2 separate regions of the Mus musculus genome follow, and region 2 is linked to region 1. The links are chromatin loops, found by intact Hi-C in ENCODE. Cell type or tissue: heart. All regions are shown on one strand. Links, peaks and the distances in the headings refer to the core of each region. The heading gives the core; the rest is flanking DNA.

What was found. Peaks named below come from ENCODE experiments on the same cell type or tissue, not always from the same donor. Only the 100,000 strongest peaks of a DNase experiment are listed, where the experiment ranks them.
Region 2: a loop joins it to region 1, with 2.1 times the contacts of the local background. A loop is called at or near these places in 4 of 42 quality-filtered maps.

Annotation. Positions count from the first base shown.
Region 1 is chr17:83,951,686-83,967,485 of GRCm38, reverse strand. Gm41638 (a long non-coding RNA gene) reads left to right here and starts at 6,549. Exons shown (of 2, transcript XR_003952366.1): 1 at 6,549-6,669; 2 at 13,350-15,800. Gm35229 (a long non-coding RNA gene) reads right to left here and starts at 13,359. Exons shown (of 4, transcript XR_385830.4): 1 at 12,502-13,359; 2 at 12,163-12,319; 3 at 10,617-10,904; 4 at 10,058-10,143. It overlaps Gm35457 (a long non-coding RNA gene), which reads right to left and starts at 3,511. Exons shown (of 3, transcript XR_385836.2): 1 at 2,108-3,511. In heart, for the core only: no CTCF peak of the experiment used is centred there; DNase peaks (open chromatin) are centred at 8,095, 10,105, 10,505, 12,015 and 6 weaker places; H3K27ac peaks cover 6,541 bases.
Region 2 is chr17:83,854,805-83,870,604 of GRCm38, reverse strand. n-TIaat17 (a tRNA gene) reads right to left here and starts at 8,661; the gene lies at 8,569-8,661. It overlaps Gm35125 (a long non-coding RNA gene), which reads left to right. Exons shown (of 3, transcript XR_877036.3): 3 at 4,751-6,067. In heart, for the core only: no CTCF peak of the experiment used is centred there; DNase peaks (open chromatin) are centred at 5,704, 8,114, 8,804 and 10,156; H3K4me3 peaks cover 2,244 bases; H3K27ac peaks cover 1,650 bases; H3K27me3 peaks cover 413 bases.

The sequences.
Region 1 (15,800 bases), core at 4,193-12,192:
ACAGAAGCAAACAATGCCGTGAAACGCAGTCTTTGTACTAAAAAAGACAAAGCAAGCATGGGGGGGAGAGGGGGTCCTATGTCCTAGGTGTAGATGTCTCTAAACACACCCTTACACTGTATTAATTGGCTTGCTCATGTCTGTGTGGCCAGTGTGCGGGTGTGCTGAGGTCAGAGAACAACTCTGAAGTGCTGAAGTGCTGCCTTCCCTTCTACTTGTCTGTGAGTCCCGAGCTCTGCCTTAGGTCACCACGCTGGCACAGAAAGTGCCGTAACCTATTTGCCAGCCCCTAATTACAGCCTTTTGATAAAATTAGGGCACCTTCGGAGTCCTTCTGTATCACATGACCCCTGTCCTTGTGCCTAGAAAGGCTAATGAGATTGCTTGAACTAGAATTGGGGAGACAGAGAGAGACAGAGAGACAAAGTTCATCTCTCTATACTGGACTGTGGCGTGTACCCATAAGTCTCATGGGCAGTGAGTTTCAGCTACGCTTGAAGCTACAAAGCTTCTGTCTGTCTGCATCCATCCACTTCACTTCCATCTAAAATGAAGGCAGAACTTTTGGGGTGGGAATACTGCCCAGGAGGTATGACCAGTTGCTAGTGGCCATGTCCTGAGGGCCTGCTATGTATCCCTGGGTTTGGCTACTGTTAAGACCTGTCAATGTACGCTGTGACCTAACCTCCTTGTTTGACCCAGTGTGTTTCTTACAATTATCCTGTTGCCTTAAAGACTTTTACTCTAAGAACCAGGTAGACATGGAAGGATGAATGGGGAAGAAAGGCCGTGGCAGGGTGGACGAGGGTGGGGTTGGGGCAGCTTAGGGGAATTGGTGGAGGCATCAGACTCACTCTGAAGTGATGGCCACTCGCCAGCCACGGTCCTAAGGGCTTTCAACTGTCTGGATTTCTCTACACAACATCCAGGCTACTATTGCCCCATTTCACAGACTGGTAAAACAAGGTACAAGGACTAAGGAATGAACTAGCCCCAAGGTTAAACCTACAGAGAAGTGATAGTAGTGAGATACCTTGCTCTTCCCCAACCTTTGGGTTGGATGTGTGATGTCTGGCTAGACCTTGGACAAAGGGAGGGTACAGGACAGATAGAGATAGCATTGTCTAGAGCAGTGGCTCTCAACCCTCCTAATGCTGTGACTACCCTTTAACACAGTTTCTCATTATTTATTCCTCATAATTTTATTATTGCTGCTGCTGCTTCATAACTGTAATTTTGTTACTTTAAAAAAAAAAACAACCCAATGTCCCTCACATATTATATCCTGACCACCACCATTTCCCCTCCTCCCACTCCTCCCAGTCCCTCCTCCTACCACCCCTCTCCCCCAGATCCACTCCTTCAGCAGAGGGCAGGCCTAGGGGCGTCAATCAAACACAGCATAGCAGGTTACGATAAGACTAGGCACATGCCCTCCTTATCAAGGCTGGAAGAAGCAACCCAGAAGGAAGAAAAGGGTCCCAAGAGCAGGCAAGAGTCAGGTAATTTTGCTACTGTGATGAATTGTAAAGTAATTATCTAATATACGGGATATCTGATATGCAACCCCCATAAAGGGTTGTTTGACCTCCTCAGGGGTCATGACCCACAGGTTGAGACTCACCAGTCTAGAGTAACTGCAATGCAAGGTCTAAGAAGCAAGAGAGGGCAAACCGGCTTGGGAGCCTTGTCCACGGGGGCTGTGGAGGGTGACTGATGCTTTGGACGCTTCAAGGAGCCACCAGGAGTGTTTAAGTTGGGAAACAACATCCTTTGAGCCTAGCTTTTGGGATAGATACTCAGGGCCACACGTTGCACCAACTGGAAGAGGCTGACAGTCAGGAAGCTCTTGCCATAAATGCCCCTCCCTATGCTTCGATTTCATGGAGAAGAGACAGGAAGAAAAAAAAAATGGAGACACTCGACTTCTCGGGCTGAGAAGTGGGACCTGGGACCACCTGGGGTTCCAGACAGGGCTTGGTCCTGTCAGTGGGATGGGGCTAGGAGATGTTGAATTCAAGTTGGACAAAATGGGCTTGAGATTCCTGTGGGGGCTACCCAGTGGAGGTGCTCGCAGGGGGATTATGGGAAAGAAGTCAAGACTTACAGATGCAACTGTGCAGTCATGTAGTGGGACCTCTTAAACCACTGGTGCAGGTCACACCCTCAGGAGACAGACTTTTGAGTAGATCCTTGGGGAGGTAACGCAATGAGCTGTGAGAGACATGAAGCAGCCAGAGGAATGGTCCAGACATGGGGAGGCAGTTCATACAAGGAGCTTTGGGTAAGAAGGCAGGAGAAGCCGAGGGCTTGGGGTTTCTGTTGGGGTTGGGCCCTAGTGCCCCACAGGTTCTATTAGCTTCCTTGATGCCCCAGCTACGGCTTCAACACTTAGGGCTCTGCAAAGTCAAATAGTTTAAATTTATGATGGAAAATGGCCCTGGGGACTGGGGCAATTTACTGCTCACAAACGGATTCCAACTTGTCCATTAAAGCAGCTTCATTCCAGCCCCAACACCCAGGCATGTTCACACCTCTGGTGAGGAGTCAGGCCTGCCCCGGTGATTAGCCTCTGGGCTCGGCTCTCAAGAGGGACCGGCTGCTCCCCTGCGGGAAACATGACAGCCTCCAGAAACAGGGTCACAGCAGCCCACACTGCCACAGAGAGAGGCCAGGCCTGGCGACAGGGCGACAGGGCGACAGGGCGTCTGCTCTGGCCTGCCCTGGACAAGGCCTCTGAGGGGAGGCAGGCCCTGCCCCCTGGAGCGAATTGTGGTGGGGTTGGGTAACAAAGGACTTTGATGCCAGTTCCCAACTCTGCCATTTAAGAACCCTGTGGTTTGAACAGGCCTCCTGGCCTGAAATCTTTTCCTCTTCTGTAAATGAGGAATGGTAATTCCCACCTTAAGAGGGCTCTCTAATGAGGGGATGAGGTAAGAGTGCTAAGCTAAGCTCAGGGCCCGGGGCTGAGCACTCCCTCCAGAAACCAGATGGGTTCTTAGTACTGACTGACCAGCAGTCTGGCCTCTTCCCCAAAGTGTGAGTTTAGGAGGATGTCGCACAGGGTATAGGGAGCATTTGCTGAGGAAATGCTCACAGGACAGGGAAGCGAGAAGAGTTCCGTTCTTGCATCTTTCCTCTGCTCCTGCCCCTTGTCCGCTTCCTTGAAGGGATGGACTCCACAGTAGGAGTGGAATTGGACCCTGGAGGCTGGGAAAGAGAGAGGAATGAATACTCTGAATTGAGCTGCTGGCCTTGAGGCCTCTGTTGGCTTCCGGCTTCGTCTTTGCTCCCACTGCCCAGACCGGGTGGTCTTTGGGAGTCTGTATAAACATGGAGGTAACTGCCTGGCTTTGAAAAGATGCAGAATTCTTCATTCTACTGCTGAACACTCACCTCCCTGTGTAACTCGCGCTTCTCCTGACTGCACCTCCCACCCCCATGTTCCTTCTCTGGTACTGATGCCATTGCAGCTGTTCTCTTTGCTTCTATTTCATACTTTAAAAACCGAGCCAGGAGCTGGGAAGGAGAAGGAGATTGAGGCGGGGGGGGGGGGGGGGGAGATACAGGTTTTATGGTACTCCCACCCTACACTCCCTTTCCACCCCACCCACTGATCACAGAGCCATGTGAGAAGGAACTCCCTAAGGGAGACATCTCCTGTCTCCCAGGCCCTTAACCCTCGCGTCCCATCCTCAGACAAACCCAAGGCAGCCTCTGAGGCAGAGAAAAAGTGTCCAGCTGTGTTCCGGGGTCCCTCCTCCTGCTGACACACACTCTTAGAAAAAGGGTCATCAGTGAAACTGGTCAGCGCCCAAACCGCTCACCAACCACAAAGGGAGACCCAGGTGGAGCGCGAGGGGAGGGGCCTGTGACAGGCAAGAGACTTGTTTCATACCCTAGGAAGTTTCCATGAAGTCTGTGTGTGTGTGTGTGTGTGTGTGTGTGTGTGTGTGTGTGTGTGTGTGTGTGTGTAACCAGGGAAACAAGATTGACAAGTGTGAGTCATTTGGAGCCAGAGTAAGATGTATGACTTTACAAATCTAAGATTCTGGAGATAAATTCTACAGGTGTTAGAGAGACACCTGAAAATGTATTGCTGTATCCCAGAAGGAGAAAGAGAAGGCGAGAGGACACAGCACCAGGAACGAGGCAGAGTGATCGATTGATTGATCGATCGATAGGCACCCAGTAACAGTCAGGAGACCGCATCTCTGTGAAATGGCTAGCATTGACAGGCTGTGACTGGGGTGGGCCAGCTCTGCTCCTAGCTTTGGGGTTGGGGCTCAGGGAGGAAGCTTATGCTTGCATTTTGTTTTGTTTTGTTTTTTTCTCTGAGTCCATCTGGCTAGTCAGTGGGAGGCTAAGGCAGGCTTACCCTCAGCTGACCACTGCCAGTCCCCCTGGTGCTGCTCTGGTTGTAGCTCTTTCCAGACCCGTCTCATTTCCCTCCCAGCACATGGCCCCTCTCTCAGAAGTCCCGTGGCAGGCCCTCATATCGGTGGAGCAACTGAGCCAATGTTTAGTCAACAGAAACAACTTCTCAGAATGACTCTTTTTCAACTGCCTGGTGTTTGTTTGCTTTGCTTTGATTGGGAGTTGGTGGGTGTGGGGTGGCCAGACGGCTATTGTCTTTGGTATTCCCTCCCCTGACCATAGTTCTCAGTAGGAGTTGAGGTCCTGGGGCCTCTGGGCTCTCTTGCTATGGGCGCTGCTTCAGATCCAAGAACTATAAGCAAATATATTCCTTATCTTCCAGTGAACTCCTCCAGTTGAAGGCCCCAGAGGGTGTGAGTTTACCCATATTTTGGTTGAGGCCAGGAAGGGAGATAGCTTTGGACAAGATCTCTGGAGCAGGGAAAGATGGTGACCTTACAGTCAATTACACAAGTAGCCCCATACTCGCCTCCAGGGCCTCCGGAGACTTTAGGGTCCGTAATGAAAAAGCTTGGGGTCCTCCCCAGCACCCTCGTCCCCTACCCTGTCACCAACACCAAGGAGCACCAAAGAGCTTTGACCCCATTCCCCTGATTGATCGGAAAGCAGGAGTGTAGGTGAAGGGTGCTAGTGTCCTTCCCAGAACCACCCTGCCTCACCCACTTAGCCCACTCCACACACCCCGCCAGGGCACAGGAGGAAACCAACAGCATGCTACCCAAGATAAAGGCTTCTGTTTGGTTTTGTGGTTACGCTGAAGCTGTGTTCTTAATTGTTCCAATAAACAGTTTTCAACCTGGAGGCCAGGATATGCCAAAACATGCCACTTCCGCTTCTAGCACCAACTGGCTGCTATGGGTACAAACCTGTTTTTCCAAGTCACAGCTGTCTCCAGACAGTGCCTAACAGGCCATGGCGGCCAACAGGGAGAGCTGGTAACAGAGTGTTACCAACCCAAGGATATGAGACCTTTGATTTCCAGTTCTGCGAGCTACCCCTTGGTGACCTCTTTGAGTTAGTCTTCCTTCCTGAAATACATCAGGGCCTTGATTTCTGAACCTTTAAAGAGATGGTCTAATACCACTGTCTTCTCTTATTGTTGATGTGAGCCTAGCCCTTAACAGCTGAGCTATCTCTTCAGCTCCCAGCTGTGTTTCCAAAGAGCAGGTCCTTCAGTATTAGCATCATTTGAGAACTTACTGGAAATCCAGATCCTTGGGCCTCTTTTCTACTACACCAGAACACTCCGAGTGATGCCCACAGACCGCTGTTAGAGACATAGACACTCCTGTCTAGCGTTGGCCCTTGGTTTTGTTTTACGGTGCTGGGGACTGAACCCTGTGGCCTTGAACATAGCCCCAGCCCTAACTCTGACCCTCAATAAGCTCGTACCTATGATAACTAGCGCACTCTTCAAAGAGGCTACACGGGCTGGGCTCCCAGATGAGCTCTGCTTGTTGGCCTGTTGTATCCCAGAATCTGCTCTGGACTTAGGCTTCTGGTTTCTGCAAATGGCCTGGGATCCAACAGCCCAGGGAAACCTGGCTAGGCAGCACCATTCCTCCCTGGACCCCATGACTGCCACAAGGCTACACTGGCAGACTCTTATCTTCATGCAGACCTTTATGTTATGTCCTAGGGGATTTTTGAGGCGGCAAACGGCTAAGAAGAGGACCATGCTAGCTGTAAACGTCCAAGGCATTATGGAGAGAATGATTTATTTAAAATTCATTTCTCTGCCACCAGCTCCTCCAAGAGACACCAGCTGAGAGGATGTGGCTTCTCTCTGGGGGAACTTCTGTGTGCAGGAGGGCTACTGGGAATTCTGGAACACATCTTCCTGGCTTAAAGTCAAACCCTGTATCTATCGACGGTGGCATCCTCTGGTGTTCAGGAGTTTGCTTTCAGAAAAGTACAGGCCAGCGTTGAGGCTGAAGGACAGACCCAGGTCACAGAGGGTCACTAGGACGCTGGGCACAGGATCCACAGTGGAAAGAGCCTTCAGGAAACTGAGGAAGGGGCCAGACTGGCTTATGACCCATTAGGGCCTCCTGCTGCCCTTCTCCTAAGTCACAATGGCTCCAAGAGCTTCTCACATTAGATCAGAAAACCTTGGGAGAACAGATCCAGCCCAAAGGATGTGCTAGGCTCTCACCAAGCCAGAGCCATCTGAACCGAGGCTCCTCGTCTTTGGAAACTGTGTCCCTGGAAATCTTAGGGGCCGAAATGAAGGTAACAGGAAGCTACTGGTCCAGGAAGGGAAGGAAGAGGGCGAGCTAGGCTACCACATCTGTCATAAATCACTGGGAAAGGCTCACACAAAAACTCGCTTTAGACACAAGCCTTCAGGCCTGTTTTTGGGAAAACTGAGTAACCTCGGGTAATCCTGCCCACCAGGAGATTTTTCTGCCTGGTTCCAAGAGGGAGTGAGAAAGGCTCTGTGTTCCCTTAAAGGGGAAAAGCCACCTTGGTTCAATGTCATTTGGCTCATTGGGGGGTGGAGGGGGATTAAGGTTAAAAGCTATGGGCACTTTATGCTGGGGGCAAGAAATGGGCAGAGGCAGTGTCACACTCTAAAGGGAGCACTGTCAGGAGGTGCTCTCTCAGACTTCACTACTTGGATCTAGGTCTGGTCTTGGAGCAGCCACGAGGCCTGGAGAATCTCAGCAAACACCCTGCACAGGATTCCCGGGTGACTTCAGGGCCTGGCCTGTCAGCTCTCCCATTCTTTGGGAATAGAATGAGTCCAGCCTGCGACTGATTTCCCACTCAGATGACTCTGTTGGCAATGAGGTGTACACTCACTTGGGTTAGAGAGGGGTTTTATTTGGAGCAGAGGTTTCTCAATGCAGTGGCCTAGCACAAAGGAAATAAACACACACATGTATACACAGACATGCACAGGCACACACACACACACACACACTGACCCCATGGCGACTTCAGTCACTACAACAGCAACATACAAGTAGATGAAGTCCAGAAGAAAACAGCCCGTGACTACCAGGACCCAAATCCCCAATGTCACTATCTTTTATCTTCTGTCATTTCATAGATGTGCTTACTTGATCTAGGGGCAGTAGGGAGGAGCTACACATGCAAATATGATTTTACAAGTCATACTACAGAAAGAAGAATGCCTTTCCTGATCTCCAAACAAAAGAGAACACCTGAACCCTCAGTTCTACCCAGGAATCTGCTATTGTGATAGCCCCAGTGGCTCCTTCCTGGTCCCTCACTTCCTTGAGGTACCCTAAATGGCCGGGTCAGTTTTCTGGATTGCCTTAGGCTAGCTTCTCCTGTCTCCTAGTCTCCTAAGTGATGGTCCACTTCCTAATCCCGCCTCCCACTCGTCCTTTGGAGCCCACCAGCAGGAAGGAAAGCTAAGCATGCAACAGCCATGAGCTATCTCTTTAAGAGAGTGGCCTGACAGTTTGTTTACCAGATTTGTTTGGGTCTCAGTGGGAGGGAGAATAAAGATAAAAAGCTGAAAGAAAGGGGGCAGGGAAGGATGCCTGATGCCGAAAGAGGGAGATGGGGAAAGCTGGTCCAGAGGGGGGATTTATTTTTGCAGCATGGATTCCAGTCCCCGAGGGACAGTTTCCACTGAGTAAGTTAATCACCAAATGCGTAGGTTGGGTCAAATACAATTCCCAGAATCCAGCTGAAGGAGACCAGGGCTCTGCTGCCAGCGCCCTGATCCTTCAGGCGGAGGCAGCTTTGGGGTAGAGGGAGCCAGTGCAGACGGATAACACTGGCACTGGAAGGAAGCCAGGGTTACCCAGGCATTGCATTGTGCTGGAAGATAAAAGCTTACCCCTTGGGCTCTATTGATAGGCTTCTGGGCATCCAGGCACCCTCTAATTGTTTGCCCTTTTTGTAGTGGGACACCTGTGCCCACAGGTTTGCAGGAGTCCTGGGCTTTCAGGGGCCAGTAAGATGCTTCAGGGAGTAAGGATATGTCATATGCAAGCATGCAAGGAGAGGTGGGTTGTCAGGCAGAGAAATGACAGAATGAGATCTGCCTCTCCAGAAGTCCGGGGGGGTAGGTGCTTGAAACCATGGGAGGTGTGTCAGGGGCAAAGTACACAACCAGGCTCAGAGTTTGGGCAGGCCAAGGAAGAGGGAGGTTTGGGGTGGCTTTCCTAGAGTCCAGAGTCCAAAGATAGGCTGTTGACACTAAGCTCACAACACAGGGAGCGCTCCACACCCATCTCCTCTCTTTGCCCAGGGCTCCCTGGATGGAGAGCTTCACTGTAGACCGGGATCTGCTCACACATACAGTCTGGGCAGGTTATCTTGTGCAGGGGTAGCAGCTAGGGACTATGGATCAGACTACAAATGCTATCTTGCTTGAGGCAGGCAGAAGTAGCCAGGCCCTTGCTGGAGAACAAGTGAACCAGGGTAGTTTTTGAGTTTTCTTTCCTGTTATGTTCTGAGGACTTGGGAGAGCTCCCCCTCTCTGAAGCATCTCCTCCTAGCAGTGGAGACTAGGTGTGGAAAAGAGCCTAGGCGCCCCAGACTCTTTACTTGCTCCAAGCACCTACCACCCTTCCTGGAGTAGGCTGTCTCTGTCTCCACTGCCACACCTCACTAGAGAAGACCCCTATCTAGGAAAAGTCTCAACTTGGACCGGTCAGCTTCACACACCAGGAAACAGCGGTTAGGAGCAGAGGACCACTGCAAGCCATTCTGCCAGAAGCCTGAGCCATAAATATCTACTCTGCTGGTGACCAAGTGTTTATTTGTCCTTGCACAAAAGGCCACTGTAAAAATTGTCCACTGGGCCATAGCAGGGGAAGATGGGAAGACGATATCCAAGACTGACCAGCCTCGCTGAAGAGCTATTAACCCAATCCATGTCAGAGGGAAGAGGCTTAAAGGGGATGCAGCAGCCAGGACCCAGCTATGGGATTTTGGGTCATTGTCCCAGGAAGAAAGAGCGATGGTAAACACCACTGGCAGAGCCAGAGTCTCCCCTGAAGGTCAGCGCCTCGAAGCCTGAGGCTGAAGCTCGAGGATCAGGAGCTCAAGGCCAGGAGAGCCTTGGCTATGTGGTAAGTTCTAGTCCAGTCTGAACAAGAAGGCCCTGCTCCATCAAAACAAAATCAAACACAACAACAAAAGAAAACCCCACCCTGGGTCAAGCTCAAGTTCCGAGGGCTCCAGAGGCTGCCCCACTATGCTTGTCAGGAAGCAGGCTCAAAGGTTCTGGGACCTTAGGTTCCCCCTTCCTGTCTGGCTCTTTAAGAGTGCCCTGCTCAGACTGCTCCAAGCTCTCCATAGACCAATCTCTCTCTCTCTCTCTCTCTCTCTCTCTCTCTCTTTCTCTCTTTCTCTGTGTTTGTGTGTGTGTGTGCTCCCTTAGGGCACGCTCGATCCCTAGGAGAGCAGGCGGGGGGGGGGGGGGGGGAGAGGGAGGGGAAGAGCATCCGTTTGTCCAAATAGACCTCCTGAATGCTTTTAAGGGCCTACAGTTAAATGAGTAAATATTTTCCCTTTCAGATGAAAGGTACAATCACCCCGCTTTTTAATTACTTTAATTAGAAAAGATTGCCTTAATCTTTAACTTATCTACACTATTGTGGGAACTGCCAGAAAATGAAGTGCAAGGAAAACAGGTGGGGTTTGACCTCTGCTCTCCGGCGTCTTGAATGTCTTCACTGCTGGTAATTAAGAAGAATCAGGGGAAGTTCCTTGCTGAATCTAGGAAACAAAGACACACACACACACACACACACACATATGAGAATGGTAGATACAAGGGCACAATTGACACACACACACCCTTTCCTACCCACATGTACATATGAATGGAAAGAATAAAGAAACCCCAAAATCCCAATATAACAAACTAGAAACTTCTATCTGACTTTGAGGGCAGTGTTCCGGCTCCCAGCCTGAGGTAGTTTAATGAGTTTCCCAGGGTGGCCCAAAATGATTAATTAAGCAGACAACCCCCTCCCCGCCTCCCCTAACAGCAGAACCATAACGGTCTACTTGGGGAGGAACAACGGGGCCCCTTGACTCCAGAGGCCGTTGATGACGTGTTGTAAGAATCAGGAGCCCCAGATAAGGACAATAGCAACGGTCTGGCCTGCGACAGCCACCAAAGTTCCTTCTGCTCAAATCCTGGCTGGAAGATCTTGGGTCTGCTTTCTGGGCTCCCTGTGTCTCACCCTGTTCTGACAGCAGAGTACTCTTGGCACGATGTCTGTTAGAGCAGGCAAGGTTGTCTCTGGCCTCCCTCCCTCTCAGAGTCCCTACGTGTGACCATTCCTGGACTCATCGGTGGACAAGAGGAGGGGTTCTGGTGTCTACCTGGGTTGGACTGGTATGGAACATGAAGAACAAGGACAGAGAGGAGACGAAAAGTTACTCTTGTCTAGGTGTCTGCTCTTTCTAGCTTCTGGCGCCTTCAGAGCCCAGTACTGACTGTTCAATGTTACAGCAAAGGCATCAAGTACCTGAGGTGGAGGGAGAACGGGTGACCAGTAGTGTAGAGACAGGCTAGACGCCAGGCCCACTGTGGGAACCCCATAGCTTGCCCTGGAAGCTCTGATGAAAGGTGGGCAACCCTGTGCCTCTTGGAGGCACCTCAGGGCTCCACCTCTGTAATTTGGACAAGCTGTTCCTCAGACTACTAGACTGTCTCACCAGGAAGGTGCCTCAAGACTACCTGGAGTGCTGAAGGCTGACTACTCTTTCCCCACAAAGGCTCTGTGTTCCTTCCCAGACAGTTGAGCCTGCCTGGGACTTGAACACAAGCAGAAATACCCTGCTGTGAGGCTCTGAGGCTCTGATTGCCGGCCTTAGGAAGGCCTCCGAAGCCTAGAGGCCTGGGAGGAGGCCAAGGTGAGAGGTGGGTGGAGCCACCAGCCTTCTCCTTTCTGAAGCTTCCAGGTGCCGGGGGAGGGATTTCCAGCTTGTTTATGCAACTGTCTGCACTGCGTGCTTTTCTGCAGGTGTTTGTCTAAGCTCAGGTTCCACCCATGTGTCTGATGATGCCTGCAGGCGTGTGCCTCCAAACTCCAGAAACCTGACTTTAGTCTCTACTTTGTGTGAGCACTCTCACCCCAAAACGCTTTACTAAAATAAACCTGCTGCAAACACTTTAACAACCATTTATCCCCACCCTTCTTTCTCGTTCATGGCACAGGCACTAACACCAGCAGGTCTCCACGGTCAATTTAGGAAGCTTGGGAAAATATTGCTTATAATTAAAAGTCTAAAAGGGCCTCAATTAGGGCCGTGTTAGCCCTGCCAGGCCTGGTCCCAAATGCTACTCGGCTACATTCCTGTCCTGGCGGGGAAAGGCTTTTGATTGCTCCAAATCTTCAGTGGCCATGCTGGACCTCACTCTGGCTCTGTGCATCTTACCAGCTGCCCAGGGCACAACCAACCTGGACCTTGGGCTTGCGACTCAGTCCAAGACTTGGTCTTTGTCAGCATAGGACCGAGTCTCCCAGCTCCACCAAGACCTTCCTCCCTGCAGGAGAGCTGGGGGCTGGGTCAACCTTCAGCACCCCTCCTTGGCCAGAGACCAGGCCTCCGGAGGATGAGACAAAGGCAGGGTGCTAAGGGAAAGTGTTGAGAGCTGAGACAGGCAGAGTTCAGGCCTCCTACTCCCACACCCACCTCTGTCTGAGCAGCAGGAGGTCCCTAACCTGGAGTACAAAGAGCTGTCAGGGAGGGGAACAGGATGGGAGCAAGATGGTCACACACCTGACCTCTTACCCTCTGGGGTTGAAAATGTGTAGCTCAGGTGAACTGCTCTACCCCGGCATCTATGAGGCTGAGGGCGCTGAGGGAAGAAACATGGGGCACGTCGTGGTACTGCCTCCTCCTCCAGGAGTGAAGGCCCCAAGGGCTGCTGTCAGGGCTGGGTGGACAGAGGTTCTGAGTCAGTTCCAGAGTGTGCTGTCCCTCCCCGCACGTGGCCACAGCACCCACTGACACACTTAGACAAGGGCGAGAAAGTCCTCCCTCCCCCATCCACATTCTGTTAGCCCACAGTGACACCATTCACAGTCCTAAGAGAGTCACTGTAACATGCACACAGACCTCTCTTGGGTCCCTCCATGTGGACCCCATCTTTTGCAGCCTGGGCTGTCTCTAGTGCCTCTCTGAGTAGGAGAAGCAACTGCAGGCCACAATTTGTCCCCAAGCCCACTGGCTAAATCTGCCTAAGTAGGACAGAGTTGGAGATGTCTCAGGACGCCGGCCTTGGTATCCATCCCTCCCAGTGGATCTCTGAGGAAGGCTGAGGCAGAGTCAGGCCCCAGCTGCCGGGGAGCTGGGAGCGGCAGGGGAAGGGTTACAGGCTAACTAGAAAAAACAATTCCTAACGGGAAAGGCATTCCAGCCCTGCTTAGCTGGGCCGCCAGGCCGTGGGTGGTTCTTGAATTATGCATTTCCTTGAACACAAAAAAAGCAGAGTTCAGGGCAGTTCAGCTGTGCCCTGGATCTCACTCCGGGCCTTTGTTTCCAACCGCCTCAGAGCCCCTCGTGCCTGCACACACGCACACACGGTCCGCCTGGTCCCACCAAACATCCACTGGGACAGTGTTGGCATTAGTGTCACCAAAAGCCAGCAATCAGAGTGGGAGCAGGCTGCTAAGGGACTTTGAAAACGGAATGCAGAAGTGGCCAGGGCCCTGAGCAGCGCTGTCTGCAGTGAGGCACTGGAGACATTTCTTCCCCATTCTCTTTCCATAGCGATGTGGTTGGTGCCCCTGCTTTGTGGCCAGGCCCAAAGCTACACTTGCAGGGCTTATGGTCAGGGAACCCTGGTCTTAGTTCTACCCCTTGGTTGTCATCAGGGATAAGTAGAATCCCCAAGCCCGCCAGACCAGCCTGACTACCCAAACCTAAACTTCTCTCTTTTTCTTTTTCTTTTTTTCTTTTTAAAGGGCCAGTGAGTTGGCTTAGCAGGCAGTGGCACCCTGAGATTGTGGTAGATCAAGCTCTGGAACCCATGCATAGGTGGAGAAGAAGACCCAGCTCCACGAAGCTGTCCTCTGACCACCTCACACATGGTATGGCATGCGCACCCCCAAACAGAAATCAACAACAACCAAAGATCTCAACTGGCTTGGGAGCTGCAAAGGGCCAGGCATGCCAGCCAGAGCACTTCCCTGAATGGGACCTCAAAAGAAGTCTCGGAGGCGTGGCTGATGACAACCACTCAGATTCATCCATTGCCTTCTTTGTCAGAAGGACATTCCCCAAGCACGGAGCCCTCACAGAGAACAGCTAGTCTTTAAGAGGGACTTGAAGAGGTTATGCAGCTGAAGCATGGTCAGGGCTGCTTGTGAACTTTCGGGAGCTGGCAGGGAGGCCTGGACCTAGAGAGGGGCTGGGCAGGATGGATGCAGGCACAGGGCACCGAATACCAAAGGTCAGAGGGGAGCGAGACTGGAGATTGCTGAACTTACAGAGATCCCTGGGCTTGTATCAGAATGTGGGGGACAGGGCAGGGGACAGAGAGAAGGCTAGAGGAAGCATGGGGCCAGCTCGAAGAAGCCAATTTCTGCCTCAGAAGCCAGGGGTACATGAGGTAAAAAGAGGGGAGCCTTCCAGGACCTTGAGAACTAGCCTGTTTTAGCCAGTCTGATTCTTGGAAAGAGCAGCAAAGTCGGGCAGGCAGTCAGACATGACAGGTTAACTAGGCATGGTGGTCCAGGCCTGTAATTCCAGCTACGAGGGAGACTCAGGCAGGAACGTCACAAGTGCAAATCCTATTTGAGCTACAGAGTGAAGCGAAGAAGAGTCTGAGCAACTTAGTTAAGGTTCTGAATCTAAGAGTAAAAGCAAGAGCTAGGGAGATGGCTCAGCTGGTAAAGTGCTTACGTCATAGGAATGAATGTATGAATGAGTTAACTCCCAGCATCCCTGGTTAAAGACCATCACTGGGGAGGCAGAGGCAGAGGCAGAGGCAGAGGCAGAGGCAGAGGCAGAGGCAGAGGCAGAGGCAGAGGCAGAGGCAGAGGCAGAGGCAGAGGCAGAGGCAGAGGCAGAGGCAGAGGCAGAGGCAGAGGCAGAGGCAGAGGCAGAGGCAGAGGCAGAGGCAGAAGCATCCCTGGGGTTTTCTGGCCGGCCAGTCAAGCCAAATGAGTAAGTTCCAGGTTCAGGGATAGACTATAATTCAAAAATAATAAGTAGATGAATTAAAAAGGTAGAGAGTGATTGGGGAAGCTATCTACTGCTGACCTCTGGCAGACACACGTGTGCTCGCCTCAAGCTGCTTCTCCCTGTCACTTAGCACTCACCTCTGGAGATCCCACCATACACAGACACACACACACAATACACATAGACACACACAGACACATACATATACCTACACATGCACACTATCACACATATACATACACACATATGTATACACATGCACACACATGCGTACATATACACACAAACACATGCACACACACACACACACACACACACACACACACAAACATTTTTAAAGTAAGAGGAGAGCTAGGGAACGTGCTCAGTAATAGAACAGTCGCCTAAGATGCATGAGGTCCTAGATTCCGTTTCTGGAATTTAATAAGAAAGAAAAGAAAGGGAGAAGACTGGGTAAGGTTAGAGATTATGAGAAAAAGATGAGGGGATGAAAAGATGAGGGGACAGATGTGATCGAGAGTAGGGTGGCTTATGATGAATTGACTTGAGGGGACAAGGACAAGGACAGATCCTAGAATTGTGATCTTCCCACTGAGCAGCAAATGACCGACAAGAACACAAGGGAAGAGGAGCCCTCTCAGCTTTGGCTGTGCGTCCCGTTGGATGTTAGAGATGCAGATCTGAAGAGAAAGATGCCAGAGGAAGAAAGAAGTGGCGCCCGTGTGCTATCGGATGAGAGTGGAGAGGCAGCAGATTGGGGGAAGGAGGAGACATAGCCCACACCCCAGTTAGCCCCCACTGTCCGTGGTGGGGAGCTCTTGCACCAAGCTTGGGAGGTGGGCTGCATTTGCTCAGGCATGTGGTGGTGTTGCTTAAACATCAGATGATAAGTGCGGAGGCACGGTCGTCCCAGATCTGAAGAGGGCCAGGCCCAGCCTTGGCTCCAGCACACTCGAACAGAGCAGCCATGTGTACAGCAGCCATGTGTTCCTCCAGGGCTGTCATTTCAGTGCCTGTCTGGTCCAAGTCAAGGTCTTGTTTCTTCCCATGGTGGGAGCTCCAGAGGTGAGTCCTAAGCCACAGGGAGAAGCGGCAGCAGCTTAAGGCACCTTGTCTGTTCCCCTTCCTCTCATTGTTTCTAAAAGACACCGATAGCCGGGCGTGGTGGCGCACACCTTTAATCCCAGCACTTGGGAGGCAGAGGCAGGCGGATTCCTGAGTTCGAGGCC
Region 2 (15,800 bases), core at 5,274-13,273, 98 kb after region 1:
GTGTGCAAACATGTCACAATGCGATCATGAAGGTCAGAGGGCACCTCCAGAGCCAGGTCTCTTCTTTTATCACATGAGTCCCAGGGACCAAATTCAGATCATGCGTCTTGGCAGCAGGCACATTTACCTGCTGACCCATCTCACTGGCCCCTGATCTTTAACTTCTGATCTTCCTGAGTACTTAGTCTAAGTACCAAGATCACACCATGCCCAGCTTGATGTGGTACTGGGCATCAAAGGACTCAGCCAACTGAGCTACACCCCAGCCCTTCACGTTTATATATAAATGCAAAAACAAAAACAAAACACACTAACGATATTTATTTTGAACACTGAAATTTGAATCTCTTTGCATTGCCTAGTGAGTGAAAATATCATTTTAAGGGCATGAAGAGATGGCTCAGAAGTCAAGGGCACTTGCTATTCTTGCAGACGGCCTAGATCCAGTTTCCAACATCCACATAGTAGCTCACAATCATCTGTAATCCAGTTGCAGGGGATCTGACACTCTCCTCTGACTTCTGTATACACTGTACACACATGGTACATGTATATGAATAGATAAATACATGCAAGCAAAACATTCACGCAAAAACTAAAATAGTTGAATCTTTTTAAAAATGGCATTTTCAATACAAATCAAACATTTAAGTTGATTTTAAAACTTTTTGTTGAATCATTGACTTTCACATCATGTACCCCAGTCCTGCACCATATCTTCCTGTCCCCTCATCTCTGCCTTCACCCTTGCAACCCCCCCCCAACAAATAAAACACAAACAAACAACAACAATGAAAGCAAAGCATAAAACCATCTCGTCGAGGAAGCAGTATGTCCCACAGTGTGTCCCTCTGTCCACACATCGTCACTTGCAAATATTCGTTGCAGTGAGTCATTGGTCTGGTTCGAGGTCTCTGGCTTCTGTGACGCCATCACTATTGGATCCTCACTGGGACTCCTCCCAGGTATCCTGTTGTTGCCCTGTGTCATGGAGATCCTGCAGCTTTGGAACAGCAGCACTGGCCCTTTCACACATCCCAACCATTTACAGATGGTATAGATTTGGGGGTGAGCCTGGGTGGTAGCTGAACTAGTCAGCCCACTGGCTCTCCCTTATCCACATGACCAGGGCAAGCTCTCCAGCACTGCTCTGGCTAGACCCGCTTTGTGCCACCATCTGCAGGAGGCAAGGTCAGTTCTCCTACTCTCCTGCTGTCAGGACTGGCTCACCCACACCCAGCGCCACTGTGCTGTCCAGCCAAGATGTGGGGCCACCATCCCAAGTACTACAGCCAGTGAGGGACAGGGCCAGCTCACCTACCTACCCTCATGACTTCAGGGCCAGTTGTCCTGACTGCCACATGTCGTGGCAGGAGGTGGGGGCGACATCACTCCTCACCCATGCCACCTCATGGCAGGGCCAGCCCTCCTGGGCTCATACCCTTGGGTCTGTTTCATTTCCCCACCCCTCACCCCCCAACCAGGGCCAGCCCTTCTGTGCTGCCCAGGAGAGACGCAGTGTTTTCTCTCCCAAATGCTTCCTCTCTCATGACCCTGAAGCCAGATCACTCAACTGCTGCAGGTGGTGAGGGACAAAGGTAGGAAGGCCTCACCCCTGTACCCATGCCATCTCACAGCAGACAAGTGGTGGGGCCAGCTGTCCTCTGCTTTTGCCCTCAGAGCTGGCAAACCTACCTACTTGATCCCCAGGTCAGCATTGCTGTTCTGTCCCATTAAGGAACGGGACCCAGTCTCCCGAGTGTTGCAGCTGGTGAGGGACCGAGCTAGCTCTCCAGAGCTCATGACCCTGTGGGAGTAGGGTGGAGGCAGCATCTCTGTGCCCATGCCACCCCACAGCAGCTCTCCCATAGGTATGCTGTGGGGGCCAGTTCACCTACACCCCTGCCACCAGGACCAGCTTCTCTGTGCTGCCTGGGCAAGGCTCAGGGCCTGCTCTCCTAAGTGCTGATGCAGATGAGAGATGGGGCCAGTTCTCCAGCGTGAGAAATGGGGCCGATTATGCACCGTCCCCAGACATCCATGCAGTTCCCAGTGGCTGCCCGGACATCCCGATGCTCTGTAGTGGTCATATGAACCACAGATGTCAATGCTGACCCCTGTCACTGCATAGCTGTGGACCTAGACGTGGTCCTCAGTGACAGCTCAGGCTAGGCCCTCACCATGGCCCCAGGTGGCAGGGCTGACCACTCACAGCAGGCTCCTCCTCTCCACCAGTCTCCAGTTCCATCTCTTCATAATGCTCAAGCTGCTCCGCTCTCTTTCTCTCCCCTCTGACCACCACAGACTTGCACATTGCGGTGGCTCCTGCTGTAGGCTGGCCCCTGGGTGGCATTCTCTATTCTTAGTGTGTAGCGTGGAGGTAAGCGGGTACCTGTGGCCCACCTGTTCTGTACACTGGAGGTCAGGTCTGTGGGTGGCACGGCAGTCTGAAGGTCTCTGTCTGTCTGCCTCCTCCCACACTGCGCTGCCTGGATTTGATTTGATTTTTATGAGTCCTAGACAGCTTTGGCCACCTAGCCAGACATCAAGCTAGGATAAAGAAAGGCCTGCCATCTGCTCTGGCCCTGACTGATACAAGAACATCACCAACGAGGTGCCTCTTTTGCCATTGACAGAGTGGCATTTAAATTGACTTACGTGACCAGTTGGTGAATTCGAAATATTTCATTTATTTATTTATCTTTGCTTTTTTTTTTCTTTTTTTTTTTTTTTTTTTTGGCAACAGGGTCTCATCCTTTAGCCTAGGCTTATCTGGAACTCACTGTGTAGCCTAGAGTAGCTTTAAACTAACTCACAACAATCTTCTTGCCTTCAGCATCCCAAGTACTGAGATTATAGACATGAGCCGCCAGACCCAGCTATAGAACGAAAATTCAGTATTGTGGAGGGGCAAAAAAAAATTGTCCACAGGGGAATCTCTGCCTCAGTCCTCAGTCCAGAGACTAGAAGAAGACAGAGCTATAAAGTCAAGGCAGTGTCCTTAGTGACTCCTGTCCTCCGTCACCCTTCCCAATCCCCCCCTTTACCCCTCATCCCTCTTTCCCACGATCACCTGCTCTCCGGGGTGCTTTGATAACCTCTTCCATGCTAAGGGGCTAAGGATACCCTGGGGAGGTCTATTCTAGAAAGTTCTGAAGAACTAAGCTGTGGCCTTTGCATTCAGATATACACACACCTACATACCTATCCTCCGGTACCAGGGATTAACCCGGTGACTTTGCATACAGCAGTTAGTGCTGTACCACTAAGCTGCATACCCAGTTCTCTAGTCTAACTTCGTATCGCAGGCCAGGGCAACCATTAAGCAGCTAAAGATCACAAGTAGATATGGTCTGACCCGTGAATAAGGCTGAAATTTTATTCCTGTGAAATTGATTTTGATGAGGCTGATCCCAGTCTAGGCCCTTGGACTTTCCTATATAAACATCTGAAAACAATTTTCCCAATGTGTATACAGTGAGTGTATACATGGGGACCACTCCTGTGGCCCACAAAGACAGCCTGTGGTCAGCTGTGGAGACACGGGGAGAAAATCCAGTCTGTACTTTCATCTAATTGGGTCCTCAGGACTTGGGAACTCTCCTGCTCTGATCTGGTTCTCCTAACCCAAGCCTATGCTTGGCTAACAGAGTGTGTGGGAGCAGCTCTCTGCTTTCCCTGGTGCTGTGTTTGGGAATGCTGGGAAAAAATGGTCTGAGTCCATGTTAAAGATACAGAGGGGCCCCAGGTAGCCCTGCAGGCTGAGGATGGAATCCCAATCAATGGCCTAAGCCCCACTGTAAGGAAAAACTTCTGGGGCGGGGACGCAGTGCCACCGTGTGGCCGCCACGCGCGGCTTTTCCAAAGGCCCAAAGAAACACCTATCCAACTAAAGCCTGGTGTTCCAGTCAGCATCCAGGCAGACATGATACTGGAGAAAAAGCTGAGTGTTCTACATCTTGATCCAAAGGCAGCCGTCAGGAAACTGTCTTCGCGGGCAGTCAGGAGGAGGGTCTCTTCTGCCCTGGGTGGAGCTTAAGCATAGGACCTCAAAATGACAAACTTCCCCCAACTAGCTCACACCTACTCCAACAAGGCCACACCTCCTAATAGTGCCCCTTCCCATGGGCCAAGTATATTCAGACCACCACACTCAAAACTCAATATGTATGTATGTATGTATGTATGTATGTATGTATAGGGGTGTGTGTGTGTGTGTGTGTGTGTGTGAGAGAGAGAGAGAGAGAGAGAGAGAGAGAGAGCGAGAGAGAGAGAGAGAGAGAGAGAGAGAGAGAGAGAGAGAGAGAGAGAGGCATGCATGTGCCTCGGTGTTCCTATGGAGCTCAGATGACTTTTGGGAGCCCGGGTTTTCTCCTTCTGCCTTGAATTCAGGGTCAGACTCAGGTTGCCAGACTTGAGTACCAAGCATTCTTTACCTTACTGAACCATTTCACACTCTTGATTTCATTGCTCACAAAACCCTAAGAATCCCTACTATCACCACTGTAAAATTAGTCGGACTACATATATTCTAATCCGTTAAGGGTTTCTTCTTCCTCCTCCTCCTCTTCCCCTTCCTCTTCTTCCTCTTCCTCTTCTTCCTCTTCTTCTTCCTCCTTCTCCTCCTCCTCTTCTTCTTCTTCCTCCTCCTCCCCTTTCGACTTCCCTTCCCCCCCCCTCCTCTTCTTCTTTGCTTTGATTGCCCTTTGCTTCTTTTCTTTGATAAAGATATTTTACTTTGGATTTCTAGGTTACATCTAGTTTTGCTCCCTATCTGACCAGAAAGTACTTCGAGAAGCCACTGTCCATGCCAACTGTAAGCAGAAGGGGCAGATGCATATCTCAGAAGAATATTTGTGGTGGAGCAAATATTCCTCAGAATTGAAACATCCCTTCCGGGAGGGATGTAAGACCCAAGAAATGAACAAAACTGAGCTGTCTCGGGAAGCCTCTGGGACGCATAAGCCTCCCAAGGCCCTGTCCATAGCCCAAGGAGTACGACTGCTCAAGCGTAGTCACAATTGCTGAGGGGAGGGGCCGGACTCACTGACTTCCTGCCCTTTCCCAGAGAGCCCCAGGGCAATAGCCCATTGTCAGTCAGGCTGAGGTGGGTGTGGGACGTAAAACCACTCCAGAAAGTTTGGGAAGATAAAGCAAGTCTAGAGTCTGAGATTCAGGTGACTCCAGCTCCCTGCTAGACTCCTGACTTGAAACATGTGCCATGCTTCTCACATAAAAGAAACATGTCCTACGGTCATGTAGGCCCCAAACAGACTTCTCCATTCTAATGAGGTACCTAGAGGCCCAGAGGGCTCAGCCAATGAGCTTTCCCTTCCCAGACATCCCTTCTGGCAAAAGGCATTTAATCTCGGGCCCACCCTGAGAAGTGGGTACGGTTTACACACTCATTTTCCACCATGACAATAAACTGTTTAGAACCATGGACTGACTCTTTTCATCAAGATCTGCCTGTTGTGGGGTGCCATGAAGAAGGCCTTCGCCTACAGAGCCACAGCCTAGTCTCCTGGAGAAGGCCTCTCTGGGCTCCCAGCCACAACTGCCACCAAGCTTGCTGCCAGGCTAAGGACAATCATCCCCATGGGACAAGTTGGAGCTCCCCTCCCTCACCCACCCTCCACTACGGGCTGGACACCTCTCTTCTGCAACTCCCAGGGCGCCTGGATGTCTAAGAGCCTGAGAACCCCTCTACCTCTGCCTTGTCTCAGGCCCAGGGACCCCTGAACCAGCTCCAGCTTTCTCACATCTCAGACTGCGCTTTCCCACCCTGGAGCGATGCCTCCCTACAGCCCAGCACCTGCCCTGGCATGGGGTAAGCACAGTCAAACTCTCTGAGTTCTGCCCTGTGGCAGAGTGGACAAGGGCCTACGACCCTACTGTACAGTTAGTTTGCCTCTGAGCCATCCACAGTAGTGATGGTTTGTATATTCTTGGGCCAGGGAGCGGCCTTGTACGAATAGGTGTGACTTGGCTGGAATAGGTGTGTCACTGTGGGTGTGGGCTTAATAGCCTCACCCTAGTTGCCTGAAAGTCAGTCTTCCACTAGCAGCCTTTGGATGAAGACATAGAACTCTCAGCTTTGCCTGTGCCATACCTGCCTGGATACTGCCATGCTCCCACCTTGATGATAATGGACTGAACCTCTGAACCTGTAAGCCAGCCCCAATTAAATGTTGTTTTTTATAAGACTTGCCTTGGTCATGGTGTCTGTTCACAGCAGTAAAACCCTAACTAAGACAACAGTGCCACAAGGAACCCAGATACACCCACTGGTTTGCCAGTGGACTTTGGACTTTGATGGGATTGTTTGGTCTGTTAGTGCCCAGAGGGGTAGCAGACCAAATTTTATCTCCCCTGGGGAAAAAAAAATCACACAATGTTTTGGTCCTAAACGTTGTTAGAAAAATGGAATGGATTGCCTTAAAGATAAAGCAAGTGGGCTGGAAAAAAAATAAAGCAGGAGTTATGAGCATTGCCTGCTCTTCTAGAGGTCTAGAGTTCAATTCCCAGCAACCACATGATGGCTCACAACCATCTTTAATAAGCTCCAATGTCCTCTTCTATCATGCAGGCATACATGCAGATAGACCACCCATATATAGAAAATAAATAAAACATTCAAGAAAGTCTTTATGGAGCAGAGCTTGCAAATCAGAGTTGAGCTTTTACACCGGAGTCCTTCTACACAGTGGACAAAGGAATCTGTCAGGGGTTTGTGCTTGCTCGTAGTCCCCTTCTGTCACTGTGACAAATACCGGAGAAAAACTCAGCCCAAGGAAGGAAATGGCTCACAGTCGAAGGTTGTTGACTGGCTAGCTGGTTTGCACTGCCCTCTGTAGATGGCAAGATGGGAGTGTGTGGCAGAGGACGGTGCTCAGCTCATGGTGGCTGGGAAACGGGGAAAGGGTAAAGTCCAGAAGGACACACCACCAATAACACACTTCCTCAGCTGCCTCTCACCTTCCAACACCTCCGTCCCGTCCCCCCCCCCCCCCCCCCCATGGCTCAGGTAAGAACCAGCAACTGACTAAGAGATCTGAGTCCCCTCATCCAGTCACTCCCCCAAACCCATCAGTTGGCAGTCCTGGCTCTGAGGAGGTATTTCAAATCCACGACACAGCAGGGAGTAACGGACTGAGGGTCAGAAACTTACACTTGGCAAATCTGATGATTTCTCACTTCTCGTTTGAAAAAGGATTTTTCAGAAAATTTTGTTTTGGAAATGCTGGGTTTTTTGTTTGTCCTCTTAACTCTTTTTCAGGAATAAAGATGATCTGTACAGCACAATATCAGTTACTCATGAAAGAAACACAGTGGGGCTTTCGTGGCCCGTGGGATGGCTTAACTAGTAAAAGCATTTCCATGCAAACCCAAGGGCTTGAATTCCACGCCCGAGTGTCTCCTCAGAACCCACTTAAACGTGGAAAGAGGGACGCTAACTCTTCTCAGTTGCCATCTAGCCTCCCGGTGCGTCTGGTGCCATGCATCTCAATTGTTTTTTTCTTTTAAGGATGTATTTCTAATTGTGTGCGTGTGTGCCCTTGCTCTTGAGTGCTGGTACCTAAGGAGGTCGGCAGCAGGTCCCCTGGAGATGAGTTAGTTACAGCGATCAACCCCATGGGGCTGCTGAGAACTGAATTACTGGTTCGCAGACTAGAGCAGTGCCCACTTTAAAACATCGAGTCATTTCTCCACCCCATTTGTTTGTTTGCTTGTTTGAATAAGCAAACCTTTTACTTTCCACAGCGCTTACATTTATTTCCAGGCTCCGAATGGATTTCTTAAGAGGAACTAAGCCTCCCTCCTCCTGAGCTGGAGTTAGTGAGCGGAAGGTATGGGAGGGTGTGGCACTGGGCGTGAGGATTAGGTGAGCTGAGGGACTCCTGACGTCACTCTAGGATGGATCTTGAGCTAGCTGAGAAGATAAGAGGCTCTTCTGGTAGCCACCATTCCAGAGTGATAGCAGGGCTTTAGGAAGGGAAAATGGAAATTTCCCGGACATTTGTCCCCAGTTGCAAACGCGGGAGGAGGGCAGGGTGCCTTGAACCGGATATGGGGGAGGGCTGCCGAGGCTGGGGGGAGGGGGGGAGGAGCGAGCTACAGGCGGGGTGGGAGGGGGCTAATGCCAGGGAATCGAGCAGTTCCCTCACCTAGGGTCCCACACTCCTAGTCCATTTAGTCCTGGGGAGCCACCCGGAAGCAGTGGGTTGGATCCGGGCTCTGGCGGAGGCAGGGGCGGGAGCTACTGTGTACTCCGCGCTCGCAGGAAGCCGCCCGGCATCAGAGAGCCTCGGGGACCTCGGTCTGCATCCCAGGTCCTGATGCTGTTTAAACAGCAGCCTAAGGACCAGGAAAGGTAGTAGGCAGTCGACTGGGTTTCACTGCTGAATGCTGCGCAGTAGCTACAGAGCTGCTCGGAAACCAAGTGCAAAGCTTCACTGTGAGCTGTTTTCCGCTGTGGCTGAGACAGAAAGCGAGGAGACTAAAGGGAGCGTAACGCCTTCCGATACAAATATAAAATAACAGTAAAGCCTAGCTCCAAAAGGATCGTGCTCCAGGTGAGGCTCGAACTCACAACCTCGGCATTGCTCTGCATGTACTGCTGTATAAGTACCGCGCGCTAACCGATTGCGCCACTGGAGCTCCGCTGTGGCGGCCTTGCGAAGGCTCTATCAGACCCGGCAAGGCGTCGGTGGAGCATGCGCATCTGCCACCTGTGGACGCCGCTCTTACCCCAGCCTCCCGCAACTGCGGACCGGACTCAGGGCAACAAGCCAGTGCCCGGGGATCGAAGGGTCCGGGGAGAGTGTGAGGGAACGGGCTCGCACGGCCGAGCCTGCGGGGGAGAGGCGGCGTCCTCCGCGAGGCTCCGCTCCGGCCGGCCCAGCCTCCCGCACGCGCAGACGGGCCTGGCAGGGGCGGACAGAGCGACCGTGCGGCTCCCGTCCGCTCGAGGAAGCGAACCCGGATCCCCGGCCCGCCCTTCCGATGGCGCGAGGGTGGGCAGCGGAACCTGGCTGGGCTTCTCATCCCGAGGGTCCTCGGGGGTCCAAGCTGCAAGTGTTTCCCTTCTTCCCATCCTAAAAGTTCCAACGTTTAAAACCAAAAGAGCTAGAAAACTCAGAATAGCTTTTCTTTCTTAAAACCAGAAAATCGGAACCCTGGACCAAGGCCCAGATTAGGACTCCTGGGCCACACGCACTTTGTGAGCCCTCATTCCTCTTTTTTTTTTTTTTTCCCCTTTTTTTCTTTTTCTTTTTGTTTGTTTGTTTGTTTGGTTGGTTGGTTGGTTTTTTGGGTTTTTTTTTTGGTTTGGTTTGGTTTGGTTTTTCGAGACAGGGTTTCTCTGTATAGCCCTGGCTGTCCTGGAACTCACTTTGTAGACCAGGCTGTCCTCAAATTTACAGAAAGTAAAACCACCGTGCTTTAAGAAAATACGAGGTTAAACCGGGCTGTGGTGGCTCACGCCTTTAATCCCAGCACTCGGGAGGCAGAGGCAGGAGGATTTCTGAGTTCGAGGCCAGCCTGATCTACAGAGTGAGTTCCAGGACAGCCAGGGCTATACAGAGAAACCCTGTCTCGAAAAACCAAAAGAAGAAAAGAAAAAAAGAAAAAAGAAAAGAAAAAGGAAATACGAGTAGAGAGACTGCCGAGGTGGCTCGGAGGTTAGAAGTTCTGCTCTTGCCGAGAATGCGGGTTCGATCTGACTCACAATCCTCCTTAACTCCAGTTCCAGGGGGAATCTACGGCATACACAGACACATCCATGTACATAATTTTTAAAATTAATAAATCTTTAAAAAGGGAAAAAATATCAGGAAGGATACTAAGGAAGGAGACCAATGAGGGAGGGGTGATAAAGGAGAATTTGTCTCCCGCCCCCCCCCCCCATTCCCGTATCTGTTGTTTTATAAGCTCAGCAGATAGTGGAGGATCAACCAGTATGTGTACATATGTGTGCAGATAGTGGGCATCTCAGTGTTTACAGGAAAAGTGGTACCTCAAAAAGGGAACATAAATAGTTTAGGTCCTAAAGAGACTGAGGTTCTCGGGGAGGAAACTAGATGGGGTGATGCTTAGACAGGAGCAGGAGGCGGGAGCCAGGAGCTCAGGAGAAAACGTCCTGAGCCCCGCAGACTGTCTGTCCTCCCTTTTCAGACTGCCTCCAGAGAGCAGGGAACTAGGAGCCTCACCCAAGGTTCTCACTGGTCTTTATTCGTCTGAGGGGGCTCACGTCTCTTGAGTTTCCTTATCTCTAAATCCAGGAATCCTGACTGGAGAGTATTTCCCCACATGACTCCTGCCAACACACTGAAGTTAATTTTTTAAGACGTGGTCTCACCATGTAACCAAGGCTGGCCACAGATTCGGAATTCTCCTGCCTCTGCCTTCAGAGTGCAGGTTCTACAGGCCAAGCCACCTACCCCATTGCCTTGAAATAATTTGCATTATTATATGTTACATAATAAAACTGATTTTTAAAATAAAATAAAATAAACTTTTTCTAGAAGCAAGGATAGTTAAACCTTGCAATGCCTATAATGTAAAGAGTCTCATTCTTTTCCATATACCAAATAACAAAATGTTTAATTATGTAAGGCAAGGGAAAAGCATGCTGTGTTAGCAGATAAGTTTTAAAATAACATCTCATCTTGGCATAGGGATGAATGTACTGTATATTAAAATGTATGAAATGTAATGACTCATTGTGGCAACAGAAATAGACAAAAACTGTTTCTTAAATGAATGTTTGGAATTTACGCCTTTTGCACTGAAAAAAAGTTGGCTTTTTTTTCGTTCTTGCTTTCTTTCTTTCTTTCTTTCTTTTTTTTTTTTAACTTTCATGGTTTTGTGTTTAAATGGTGAGATGAACTGGAAAGGTTTCAATTGCCCTGTGCACGTGTGCAATCCAGAAAATTACAAGACGGGACTATGACTGTCTTTATTTCTGACAATGAAAGGCCAAATAGCATGTAATGGCCACTGTACTTTCTCTTCATGGCTTTGGTTTCTGCTACACGAGAGGCGCTGTGATGAGCCTCACAAACAAACATTTTGATTAGCTGGGATGCAATCTGGGAGTCTGGTGAATGAGGATCATCTTGATTTGAATTTATGGAATTACCATTTTATGGTCTTCATTTGCTTTATTTCATCAGATTTTTTATATTTCTTATTTTTAGCCAGTGTCTCATTACGATTATGTATTAAGCATAAATGTTGCTGAATAGAAGCCAAATTCCGCACAAGGAGCCCCAGAGCAGCCATCATGGACAGACAGCTGGTGTCAGAGACTTGCTGTGGGTACCAGTCACACCCACCCAGGAGCGTCCAGGACAATTCTGTCTTAATTGGAAGGGCTTCAAGATTATTTTTAGGGGTTTTGTTTTTGCTAGTCAGTTGGTTGCTCTCGTGGTGCCCAGGCTGGCCTCAAACTCAGTATGTAGCAGTAACTAGTCTTGAATTCCTGATCTTCTTGCCTCTGCCTCCCAAGTGCTGGTATTACAGGCATACAGCACAGAACCTGGTTTTTAAGCATCCTTTAAAAGCAGCCTTTAAATACCATTTTTCTCTGAAACTGGAAGGTTGGGTCAGAGGTTAAGAGCATTTGCTGTCTTCCAGAGACCCTGAGTTCAGTTCCTAGCACCTACACTGGGCAGCTCACAACCCCCTGTAACTCCAGCTGCAGAGGAGCTAGAGCTTGAGTGTAACATCCATGTGCACTCACACACATGTAGCATGTACACACAGAGACATGTGCACGGTCACATCAATAAAAAAATAAATTTTAAAAATAGAATGAAAATAAATACTATGTTTCTTAAAAGAACATCACAAGCTGCTACCTGGGACAGGGTGAGCCATCCTCAAGTCTTTCCAATGCTCTCTGTTTGTCTGTCTGGGCTTAAGTGCCCTCCTACCCACGTGGTTCTCGATCCCCCACAGCGCCGTGTAAGCACATGACCCTTTATCTTCTTGAGACAGATGGAGAGTCCAAGGTGAAGTTCAGTGAGTTTTCATGCAGGTATGAGCAGATTACAGAGTGGAGGAAATGCGAATCGAGGGAGCATGTTTCCCTTAGTATTGAAACCAAAATGAAGAATTGCTGAAAGCTAGTCAGATAGTAACAAATTCAAAAAACCGGTAACACCCAGTGTTGACAGAAATATGGGAAAATGGATACTTCTGGGTTTTTTAAATTATTAAATATTGTATATGTATGGGTGTTTTGACTGCATGTGTGTCCGTATAAAATATGTGTGTGGCCTGCAGAGACCAGAGAGGGCATCAGATTCTCTGGAGCTGGAGTTACAGATGGTTGTGAGCCTAGTGGTAGCTGTGGGTGCTGGGAATCCAACCTGTGTTCTTTGGAAGAACAGCCAGTGCCCTTAGCCATTGGTCCATCTTTTCAGCTCCTCTAATCAAGTTTTAAATGCACATAACCATTGACCCAACAGATTCATAGCTGGTGCTGTCCGATAGATACAAAATACCTGTGAACAAATAGAACTGTCCAATCTAAACTATGCTGTTTAAACTATGCTGTATTGTAAAAAATCTACTGCTACTTCATATATTGTTAATAGGAAAATAGCACCTTTCTAACATAGTACTATGACACTGTACCATCATGTCACTTATAATTTTTATATTTACTTATTAAAGTAATTCTTTTAGGTAAAAGAACAGTTTTCTTTTGTAGACCAGGCTGGCCTCGAACTCAGAAATCCGCCTGCCTCTGCCTCCTGAGTGTTGGAATTAAAGGCATGCACCACCACGCCCGGCTAACAGTTTTCAATGATGCATCTCTTTGGATGTTTACTTCTTTGATTTTTTTTTTTTTTTTTGCAAATTAGTTTCTTTTGCATACAAAGGGGAAAAAATGGCTCAGGGTCTGTGAGCACAGGATACTTGTATGCTCATTCTTCACAAAAATTTCTTGTATTTTTGTCGTCGTTGTTTTGATACTTACAAAAATCCCTAGCTCCTATCAGTGGGAGGGCTTGACAGAAACTGATACCACATAGACCGGCTTCAAAGGGGGATCGTTCTGAGGGTGAAAGACCAGTGAGCACCAACTGTGACTGTCCCAGACAATCTGAACCCTAGTCACTGGGCACCCTAATCAGTTACTGGTCACCCTATTTCTTACAATCAATGCATAAAAAGACATGATTCAGGAAAACTCTCCTTGAGTGTTTTGAGGACACAGAAGATGGGAGTGGCAGGAAGTTATCCCTCCTCTGCTTGTCCTCTGCTCTGCAGCCCTGGAACTGGACCCAGATGACAGTGGTTTTCTGTCATCTTCTGCCACTGTCTGGCCCTGTCAATATAGGTGCTAGAGGCCACTGCAGGGGCTGTTATCCCTCTGTCCAATGCTTCTCTTCTGGCTCCTACAGCTCAGCAGACAGTACATGGATTCCCACTTAAGATTAGGCAGCACATTTGCCTACATGCTAGCAACTTTAGCCTGAAGCCCTTTAGCCAACTTCTCTGCCACCCAGTGGGCCACCTTTACCTGTGAGCTCCGGATCCCAGAAGATGCTGGAGGGAGCGTCCACTCCTGCCAGTAAGACTGAGTTTTAGTTTTAGACTCGTCAATACTTGGTGTTAGACCTTCAGATCGGCAGTTCCTCTGGGTGTATGATAGTTTTCTTGCTATCTGCCTTGTTATGATCCATTCTATCTTACCCTCCCACTTATGGGAGCTAGGAATTTTGTAACTATCAGGGAAAAAAAAAATACAAGAAATCTTTGTGAAGTCCAGAATGAACTCCCAAGGTCATCTAACCACAAGTTCCCTGAGCTCACAGACCTGAGCTGTCTTTCTCCTTGCAGTGTGTGCTGTTTTGTATGCAGAAGAAACTATGTTGCCAGGGAAAAACAGAAAGTAGATTTAAGGGTGCTGAGCATTTTTTGTTCAGTGTCGTCTTTAAATTTCTTCTGTTCATTTAGATTCTTTGATGTGTCTGGGTCTTTTCCTCGGATTTATGTGAAATTCTTTTAGTATTACTTACTAGTAGAATATATGGTGGGTGTGTGGGGGTATGTGGTGTGTGTGTGTGTGTGTGTGTGTGAGAGAGAGAGAGAGAGAGAGAGAGAGAGAGAGAGAGAGGGAGGGAGAGAGAGAGAGAGACTAAATAACTTTGGGCATCTCATAGATATTCTCAGTTTTCTTCATTGTAGGTAACAAATATAAATTCATCCACAACACTTGAGCCACAAAAAAATGTCAGTGTTGACACTCCTCAGGGTGCCTTGGACCCCAGGATTCCACACACATTTACTCTTATCAAGATCATTTGGAACCATGTCATGAAGAGTCAGGAATGATAGAATATGGGGGTGGGGGATGTTCTGGAGCGATGGCTCAGTGGTTGAACACACTTGCTGTTCTAGTAGAGGATCAGGGTTCAGTTCCCAGCACCATGATGGCTCACAACCATCTGCAACTCCAGTCCCAAGGGATTTGATGAGGAAACTGGGCAGGCAAGTAGTGTACATCCATGCATGAAGGCAAAACACTTACATATAAGATAGATAGATAGATAGATAGATAGATAGATAGATAGATAGATAGATAGATAGATAATAGATAGATAGATAGATAGATAGATAGATAATAGATAGATGATAGATAGATGATAGGTAGATAGATAATAGATAGATGGATAGATAGATGGATAAATAGATGGATGAATAGTTAGATAATAGATAGATAGATAGATAGATAGATAGATGATAGATAGATAGATAGATAGATAGATAGTAGATAGATAGATAGATGATGATGATGATAGATAGATAGATAGATAGATAGATGATAGATAGATAGATAGATAGATAGATAGATAGATAGATGGTAGATAGATAGATAGATGATAGATGATGATGATGATAGATAGATAGATAGATAGATAGATAGATAGATAGATAGATAGATAAATCGATCGATAGATAGTGTCCCCTATCACTCTTGACAGGATGTTTCTGGTCTATACTATTGCTTTGCTTTGAAATAAAACTCCTTTGCTTCTTTGCAATTTGTTTCTGCCTTTATTTTAGTTTTCTTGAATAAAAGTCTGGGAACCTGGAAACACCAGATCCAAGCAACGTCTGCTGGTTACTACTGGTTTTGTCCCAGTAATGGGTGCAAGTATGGACATTTGAGCCTCTCGTGGCCAGCACACACATCTGGTTCTCCCTTCATGGCAGTTTGATCTCCCAGAAACATGGGGAGAATTGCCTAAGTCTTTTGAGGTTTGGTCTTTTGCTGTGTATTGTAGGGCTAAGTGCAAGCCCCTAAGACCTGGTTCCCTGAGAGAAAGTCTGAGTGTAGACCCAGTGACTTTGCACCCAAGTTATTTCTCATTGGTAAATAAAGATGCTGACAACCAATAGTTGGACAGAAGAGACATAGGTGGGGTTTAGGATTCCAGGACTGGGGGTCTGAGGAAAACCATGAGGGAGAAGAAGGTGAAGGAGGGAGAGAGAAGCCATGGGTTCTCGAGGGAGAACCTGAGGGCTGACCAATTGGAGTTAAGAGCAGCATAGATGAAACATAGTAAATAATAACTTGGGGTTATTGATAGGAAGGTAGATTCTAATAGCATAGAGGGTAGGTATCTGCCCAGCTCTTGTGCTGATTAAGGCTTATTGTAAATATAAAGGTTGTGTGTCTTTTATCCAGGAACTGAATGATCAAGGTGATAGAGAAACCCCAGATTGGGATTAAAAAATTTCAACAACATATGTCTGGTAGGAAGAATGGAAGGATGCTG